Regions from separate parts of the Homo sapiens genome. Here region 2 is linked to region 1. Evidence: chromatin contacts called from ENCODE Hi-C or POLR2A ChIA-PET data. All regions are on one chromosome and are shown on one strand. The core of a region is the stretch at or near the end of the contact, and the rest is flanking DNA. Distances in the headings are between cores, read along the strand shown.

The links. Hi-C counts contacts between places; a loop is a spot of excess contacts on that map. ChIA-PET counts read pairs that join two places held with the same protein, here RNA polymerase II (POLR2A). Pooled maps may share reads with other maps.
Region 2: a loop to region 1 is called in a pooled map, with 2.2 times the contacts of the local background. The contact joins the promoter of DRD3 here to the enhancer-like site in region 1. A Hi-C loop is called at or near these places in 1 of 50 pooled maps. POLR2A ChIA-PET finds 5 or more read pairs at or near these places in 2 of 52 experiments (B cell and naive thymus-derived CD4-positive, alpha-beta T cell).

The regions. Positions count from the first base shown.
Region 1 is chr3:114,002,759-114,007,382 of GRCh38, forward strand. CCDC191 (coiled-coil domain containing 191) reads right to left here. Exons shown (of 17, transcript NM_020817.2): 10 at 2,750-3,204; 11 at 1,879-1,988. The region is part of intron 1 of LOC105374048 (a long non-coding RNA gene); the gene reads left to right. Among named protein-coding and RNA genes, the nearest start is that of CCDC191, 51 kb to the right of the region's middle. RefSeq lists enhancers at 2,617-2,746, 2,977-3,026. Within about 2 kb of position 2,778, at least 3 of the 41 ENCODE cell types and tissues checked have a DNase peak (open chromatin) inside an H3K27ac peak, as active enhancers do; they include B cell, where a contact is called at or near this core.
Region 2 is chr3:114,177,110-114,181,733 of GRCh38, forward strand. DRD3 (dopamine receptor D3) reads right to left here and starts at 1,943. Exons shown (of 7, transcript NM_000796.6): 1 at 1,548-1,943.

The DNA.
Region 1 (4,624 bases), core at 1,528-4,027:
TTATAAATTAATTATTTTGTTTACATTTTTATTAAAATAATTGTTTACTGATTTATAATGTGCCTTGATGATACTTTTAGTATATGAAACCCAGAAACCAGAATTCTAATTTGATTATATGTTTGATGAATGCAGAAAACTTTAATTACATCTAACAAGTACTTTGAGAGTAGAATCGTTCCTCAAATCCTATTGAATCTGCTAATTTTTCTTAAGTCACTGTACATATGTCTGTATATATAAGAATAACAACAAACAAACTAAAGTTTGGGGTCACGATGAATATATTTGAATCTAGTTTTAAGGCCTGGATATACAGATGGGCAGGAAATGGAATTGTACCAGGCATTTGGAGAACTGGCATCTGAATGAATTTGAGTGTCAGACTCCTGTTCTTGACAGGCTATTAAATATCGATCCAAAAGAAACAAATGTGCAAGATGGTCTGATAATATGACTCTATAATCAGTTGGGGCTTTCATAGGAAGAGGGGCATGGATGGGAGGAGTATCAAGTTCTGCTCACCTAAGCCAGCCAATAGTTACTTTCAGTTCCTTGTGCCATATTTTAGAGAAAAGAATTTAAGTCCAAGTTTTAAGAATTAATAAACAAAAAACTCACCAGGCTATTTCTTACAGTTATTAAGTGTCTGCTTTGCTGAAAAAGAATGGTAGTGCCACAGATGGCGAGAGTGAAATTGTCTCTAAGAAGGCAGAAATAGACTAGGGGATTAAAGTAAGAGACCCCTAAGAAGCAGAGTCTCTGGTAATATGCCCTTTGCCCATCTTTTCTAGATCTAATCATCAAAAGACTACTTGAAAGTAGACTGGGCTTCTAAAATAGCTAACTCCTTGACCAAACAATAATTTTAAAAAAATAATCATACTTAACTGGGTATTTACTGACCAAGCTTAATGATAGGCAAAGACAGCATAAATTGCTGTCCTGGCAGATAGTTAATGCAAAGACTGCCAATTTCTTCATTAATAGGAATTGACTGCAGGCACAGTGTCTTTCATTTGTAATTACTTCTTGTTAAACCAGCAATCTTGTCACAGGTAAAAAATCAAATTTACAAACCACAATATAATTGTCAAAGTGCCAACCACCACATGCAAACATAAGTACAGTGAAGGACTAAGCATATAGTAAAAACAATTAGCAGATTCACTAGGTGGGTTCTGAAGAATGCTTCTATTCGTATAGTTTAGTTTAAATAAGGGTTTCTGGCCAGGTGCAGTGGTTCATGCCTATAATCCCAACACCTAGGGATGTTGAGGTGGGAGGACTCCTTGAGGCCAGGAGTTTGAGACCAGCCTGGGCAACACAGGAAGACCCTGCCTGTACCAAATAAATAAATGTTTCTAGATGCATCAAAAATGTTATCAAATTAACATATCTGGTTTGTAGGTTTTATTACTAAAATCCTATCAACAAGTTATAATATTATAAAATAATAACTTATCTTGGATTACTGTAAACTGATCAAATTTGAACATTAACAAAGTACAATGACAGGTGTCCTTTATCAGTGTTTGTCCTTGGCAGTTACTCAGAGTTTTCTCATTTGTGTAATTATTCCTTTTTTTTTCACAATCCAAATCTCAAATTACAGAAAAATGATATACCTTTCAGCTATGTTTTTTTGTGTGTGTGTTGGCTGGGAATGCCAAAAAGGTTGGCAAAAGGGGCAGGAAAAAAGTAGTGGGGCTCTCTGGTGTACTCCACTCCTCACATGTCTACCATTCTGAGATTTTTGATGTCAGGTTCTGCCAAGTCTCAAAACCTCAAGAGTTGCCAGAATTCAGTCCCAGTGTACACATTCTACTCTAGGAGAGAAGATAACAACCACCAAGGCCACCACCGAGACAGCCCTGCCTTTTAGTATGGGATGCGGTGTCATCAATTGCTTTGGTTTCCTTCTGAGTCCAGAAAGAGAATTTCGGGAGTCACTTCTGCCTTCAGTCCCAGGGGAAGCAACAGGTGAACTAGGGAAAAAATAAAGGAAAGGAATTTAGACTACTAACCAGTTTCCTTCAAACTCCTTTGACCTGAGATGCTCAAAGCCTTTTACAGACCTTAATGAATCCCTACTCTCTGAGATAACTACATATTATATCCACTCCATAAATATGTGTAATGAGGTATGGAAAGGTTGTGTGATCGGCATGAGTCTACACAGTGAGTCAGGTACTGTGACTCCCATCCTAATGCTTCAAATCCATAGGTGTCACCACATCTTATCCTACCATTTACCACATGCAATGAGTATGTCTCAAGCACAACTGAAACCATCTTACGTGGCTTTTGAGAAACTTGGGCTCTTATTTGAGGCTCAAAGATGTTTTGTTTTATCCCTAACAACTACAAATTTAAGCTAGGAAATAAGCCAGCCCAGGGGCTGCTCCATGTGGACCTGATGTTGTCTGACTTGGCTTCTCAGCACTTAACATAGCTAGAAACCCAGAAATAGAGCAAGACAGCATTTTTCTCTTTAACTGGCATAGTAACAGAGATCCTCAAAGGCAGCCGTGACCCAAATGCTAACAGTATAACTGGATCCTTACAGGCATCCTTGACTATCTGTGCCTGTCATATACTAGTCATAACTAGGCTTCTTTGCTTTGAGAGTGCAAAATCAAGGAAAAGGAACAATCATGGGGCTCAGAAGCAGGGCAAAGAAGCTCAGGAGCCCAAAGTGAAAAACCCCTTAAAATGAGTCCAGCGAGTTCTGATAGAACAGACATACTTCACAAGCATCTGGCAGGTTCTTGGTTCCTCTTCTCTGGGCTTTGACAGCAGGTGGCTCTGTGCTTCTGTGACTGCTAAGGCATGCTCTGCTGCCCACTGAGCCTCTGCCAGCTGCAGGTTTTTCTTCAGCTCGAGAATTGTTTTCTGCTGTTCCTGAAGTTTCTTCTTTTGCTTCTCAATCAGCTGTTGCTGGAAGACATGGCGGTTGTGGAAATGACCCAAGCAAAGCGGTTCTGCTTTCTGGCTGGTAGTTCTGAGTGTCTCGTTGCTGCCAGGCTGTTGAGAGGGTTCAGCACCCAGGGTCTTGTGCTGCTTATTGCCAGGTGCACTCAGAGAGACATTCTGAAGGGAACCCTGCAAGTTGCCTGTTGTTGTTCTTCCCAGGGGAGGACTGAGCATACAACCACTGCTTCCCAAGGGAGGCTTTTCCCACAAAGGGGGCACAGCAGTCTCCTGAGAGAGAGAAACATGTTATAGCTCAACTATTTAAAGGACTGTGCTGATGAAATCCAACATTTATGAGGTCAGTATTGTTTTGTTTAATGGCACAACTGCCATGTATTGCAGGTAAAGGTGGTCTGTGCTCCTGGCCTGGCTACCTCAGAGGCCACCACTCTTAAAACATGCATTGCTGCTCACCATGAAAACTGGGAGAGTGGCCGGCTGTGGTGGCTCATGCCTGTAATCCCAGCACGTTGGGAGGCCGAGATGGGCAGATGACTTAAGGTCAGGAGATTGAGATCAGCCTGGCCAACATGGTGAAACCCTGTCTCTACTAAAGGTACAAAAGTTGGCCAGGCATGGTGGTACGCACCTGTAATCCCAGCTACTCAGGAGGCTGATGCAGGAGAATCGCTTGAACCTGGGAAGTGGAGGTTGCAGTGGGCTGAGATTGTGCTACTGAACTCCAGCCTGGGCAACACAGCGAGACCCTGGCTCAAAAAAAAAGAAAACTGGGAGAGTGGCTACAGCTGTATGAACCATTGCCATGGGCCAGGACATTCGTAATAGCAAAAATCTTCTCTTATAAATTTCTAATTTGGACAGTTCATTTGTGAATTAGGCAAGGTTACTCCAGATATATATATATATATATATATATATATATAAATATATATATTTTATATATAAAAAACATGAATTTAATATGCATAAATTGACTCTGAATTTTAGTGGAAATTTGAAGATGTTGTGGCAAAGGATATATTCTTTCTCGAGAATGTCTGAAAACCAAAGAATATCTTTACAAATGAATAATATATCTCTTTTCTTTCAATGCCTCTCCTGACACTAGTAAATTAATCATATGCCATAGTATAGGATATTTAGTTATTTCAGCATCAAGGTCCCGTTAAAGCCTAGCTAACCGTTTCCAGCTATTCCTGAACTATCTATGGGTGGGAAATATTTGGAAGCTCAGGATCACTGGGCAAATATCTGCATTACAAACTATCTATGGGTGGGAAATATTTGGAAGCTCAGGATCACTGGGCAAATATCTGCATTACATAAGAATAATGTTACCTAATAATATTTTGTATTAGCATATCACTAGTTTTCAAAGCTTTATTACATAAATCCCATTTAATAGACTGAGGTACCATACTCAATTACAAGTTCTATACAGAGGGGAAGGAAACAAGAATTTTTATTTAGAAACAGCTATCTTGGCCAAAATAATGTCATATTAAAGTGTCTCTTCTAGAATGGTTTGAGTCCATGTTCTAAGGTCTAAGTTTTTGATTCTGCCATCTGCAATGGCTTAAAGAGAAAAATGCTATGAGCTATCTAAATATCAGAAGCTTCTTGTTCTAACAGGACCCCATCCTTAGGGACTCAAAAATATTTTTCACGATTATAGAAATGCTTTCCA
Region 2 (4,624 bases), core at 693-3,192, 170 kb after region 1:
AATCTCACTTGTTCAGAGTATGTGAACATGTCACATCATCTGACTAGGCTTGGTGAAGTAATGCAGGTGCACACTGCTCATAGAGCCAGTGGGAGTTACATTGTTATTATTATTAGAGATAGTCTTTAGCATTTCTATGCTACTTTCTTCTTGCAAATTGCTGCCTATTTTCCTGAAAAAGATTCACAAATGGATTGCAATACATAGCATATTTATGTATTTGGGCACATTTACATTGTTGGTAAATGTACAGAGAAAAACTATTGCTGGTTACTGAGTAGCTAAGATAACAGTTTTTTCCCCTCATTAAACCTGACTAGTAAAGCAGAGCATACTCACTTTCCTTCACAACCTCTAGAGACTGAGCATCCTACCATTCTAATCAGAGATAAAATGGGGAACTCAGCAAATAAATCAATCAATAAGCAAATATTAATTGATGACAAACTTCAATGCATTAGAAATTGAATCTGATATTGAGTAGAAACTGTTCGGTATTTGCTTTAATGTATATTCCATAACAAATAGCCTTCTGTATGGATGCTTTAATATTAGGCACCCATTTGGATACTGTCAGTATTTTCCTTGCTCAATACCCTTGCTCACTGCTAGCCATACAGACCCTTGAAAATATTCAACTACAAATAAATGAGTGCCGAGTAAGAATCTTTCTCACATTGTCTCTACTTCTCCTTGACTATAAGACATCCTAATGCCATGTCAAGCAGTGGTTCTTCACTCTTATCTAAGGACAGATATTTTACAGACCTTTTAGTATCAGTAAGCAAAGGCTTCACCTATAAAGTGAAATAGTCATGCACAATGAGTTTAGAATCCAAGTTTCACTTTGCTATTGCTGCATTATTATTCATGCATGTATTTTGATGGTATTCAATTAAACTAAATGCATGAACTGGAACAAATACCTAATTGCAATGACTTCTGTTGCCCCAGTAAGCTACAGCAAGTAATGGAAGTCTCACAATTAAATAACAATACCCTAAAAATCATATACCATCATCAAAGGAAACATACACAATCATCATCTCAAGTACTACATATCTCTGCTGGGAATAATTGGATTCTGACTTAGAAACAGCCTGACTTTAAATAGACCATTGAAAATAGTGCCTCTCCAAACCTTCAGCTCTGAATTGCCAGGGTGCTGAATTGAGGAGTTTAAAATAACAGACCCTTACAATTAAGTAAAATCCTTAAGAGGAATACAATCAACTTCCATACAAATCCTAGAAATAATAACAGCTTTTTGTTTTCTATCTTTTAATTCTTCCTTGATATAGCTTCTAGAGCCCACAAGGATACAATTTTGGGGGAAAAAATAAAAGAAAAAGGAATATAAAAGGTTTCTGCTGTCCAACCACTTAGAAGAAAAAGAAAACCATTTCCTCAGGGCTTTGGTTTTTAAATAAGAGTGGATATTGAGTTTTAATGCATATTTTTAGAGATCCACAGAACCCCAAGCTGATTAAATAACCTTGAGGAAAATACTATGTCCTAAATTAGAAACGAAAAGAAAAATTACTTACCCTAAAATTTTCTTCTGATTTCTGGAGACCGAGGAGTTTACCACTTCGGCTCCTGCAGCCATTTACTGACAGCAGACATACCCAAGCAAAGCAAACTTTGCCTTTCTCAGGACTCAGAAACTATGAAATGAACAGAAAGAAATCACCCATTTTTGCCTCTAAGGTGAAATTACTTGAGTGCTGCTTTTCCAGCTTCCCTATTAGACCTTAGTGCATGTTTCATAGCTGCTTTCGAATGTATCCGTTTTCTTTAGAGGATTTGGGAGGGACCCTAAACTGAGCGTTGCTTGGGTCAGCCGCTCAGAGGTTCTGTCCTTGGTGCTGAAAGAGGGATGGAGTAGGCATAGGCAGTATCCGTTTTCTACCTCGCTCTCTTTTCCTCTTTGTCTCTCTATCTGCTCGGATACTGTGCTTTTTAGTACATGTATATTTTCTCCTCAGTGCTCTTTTTAATCTTAGTTTTTCCACTGTTTTTACCTTTATGCTTTAATTTCTCTTGAATAACTCTCACCTTCCTCAGTTTAATTGCCTTTCCAGATTTTGGTGGGTGTAAAGATGATTAGTTCAGAAGGAACAGATCATCAAATTGATACCACAATTGGTTAATGGAAATCAGTACAATTTAAAACACAATTGACAGGATAATTGAACTTGGAGGTGTAAGCCTGTCTGGGAAAAGAAGGTTAAAGGAAACATATTACAAAGGTAGCAAAACTGAGGCATGGCGTATAACTGGCAATAAGGATGAAATAAGCTTAATACTGTAAGAAATGTTAAATGTTTACTTAGCAGCACTTCTTGTTTTCAGAGGACTTCATAAATATTTGCCAATTCATTCTTACTGCTTCTCTGTGATATATACATAGATACCTTTTTTAAAACTGGTTTGGAACAAGCTAAAGTGAGATGCAACCAAGGACAATATCAGTGAAAGTCAGCAGTAGAACATAAACAATCCTAACTTATGGTCACCTGTTCATCTTACATTTTACTGTGGCATCCTAACCATTTCCTGTTCTCTCTCTCTTTTTTTTCTCCTCTGTTTGGTCAGTGTGGTAATTCTTCGGCTGTTTTCTCTGCCAACAGTGGATGTGCTTGGCAACTGCGGTGCAGTTATAGGGAAGCTAGCTCTTGTTTGACTATGATGGAGACCTCTGCTGGCTGAGAAAGAAGGCAGCAGCATCAACAAGGTCTAAATACTGCTATTGATAACAACCATCATTTATTGAGCATGTACTTTTAGCCAGTCATTTTAATGCATTGCTCCTTTTAATCCTTTCAACAACCCTACAAGGCAGGTACTATTTTTTACCATCCTTAATTTATGGATAGGAAAATTAAAGCTTATGGAGGTTAGTATAATGTCTGAAAGTCACACAGCTAACAAGTGGCTGACCCAAGATTTGGATCTAAACAACCTAATTCTCTTAACCACTATGGTATAGTCTTCCAAAAGAAGAAAATTTAAACTTCCCAAAAGACTGATAATATGTCAGAGAGAATAATAATTATGACAGTAATAATAATATTAATAATACATTTGTATATAATTATATTTAGAAATCATTTAGATGATTTAGAAATCATTCTGTAAATTATATTACATCAGTCTTCATGATGCCATCTTTATAGAGGCTGTTATGGACTAAATTGTGTCATTCCAAAATTCAAGTGTTGAAGCCCTAACCTTAGAACATGACTGTATTTGGATGTAAGATCTTTGAAGTGTGAGTTAAGTTAAAATGGGGCCTGGAGGGTACGCCCTAATCCAATATGACTGGTTTCCTATAAGAAAAAGAAGAGGCACCAGAAATGTGCACACAGAGGAAAGGACACAGGAAGATGGCATCTGTCTGCAAGCCAAGGAGAGGGGTCTTGCAGGAGAAACCAAACCTGCCACCCTGTTGATTTTGGATTTCTACCCTTCAAAACTGTGCAAAAATAAATTTCTCTTGTTTAATTCACCTAGCCTGTGGAATTTTGTTATGGCATCCCTAGCAAACTAATACAGAGGGTTAGAGAGGTTAGGTTCCATATCCAAGGTTGCCCATAACTTATTGGGCATAAATGTATTAGTTATATGACATAACTATATTGAACATGCCCTAAGACTAGAACTCCTGGGTTGAATGTGAACTCCAAGGCTTTTCTTCCCTTGGATAAGGGGACCAAGAGAATATGCACTGCTAAAACTTGGCTTGTCTGACATATAAAAGCAGGGAGTAATGTCAGGCTGTTATGTGAGCAGAATGAAGCAAAGGCCTTCTAAGGAGTTAAGAACCTCATATCACTCATTTTCAGCAACATGGTTTTCACGTTTCAGTATCCTATGTTTATTTTCTTTAACATTTGAAGACATTGTGCCTAATGATAATGCTATCTTGATAATGCGTGAATGTAGTAGGAAGAACCCTATTTCTAACTTTCTGTGTTGAGAACACATATTCTCTCTTCAAGGGCAGTTGTAAATGCTGGCAAGATATTCCTCAGCATGTTTTTAGTGCCTTCCTTTGGCAAAAGTAAAAGGAAGATAAAGAGTGATATAGACTCTAATTCTGTGTAGGAACAAGAGACAGGAAAATTAACTGACATGCCTAAAATCACACATCTAGGCAGTCAACTCTGTTCTGACTTAGCTGTCTCTGGTAGACTCCTTGACCCCCGTGGTGAATGGGGAGGGATTGGTGTGGAAATAGAAGAGAAGCAGGGTAAATGAAGTGATCCTTTCTCTCTGGACTTCACTATAGGTGAAGATTAGCAATTGCTCCTTTTATCTGGCACTTCCCATTCATACAACAACAAACAATTTTATTCTTTTAAGTAAGTGGAACCCTTATTCATGATTGGCATTGAGATATGCCTTCTGGGAAGAACTCCAAGATGCCTACAGAAGAGATATGCCTGGGCAGAAATCAAGAAAAATATAGATCATTTTTTTCATCTTCCTTCCAGAAACTCCATCTCAATAGCATGGCTGGAACATTCTCATGTACTAGCCAATGGCCCTTCATCAGGGAAAGTCTTTATGTTTTCAACTTGAAGTGGCAAGTCTAGAGCAAGAGAAGAGAGATGGTGGG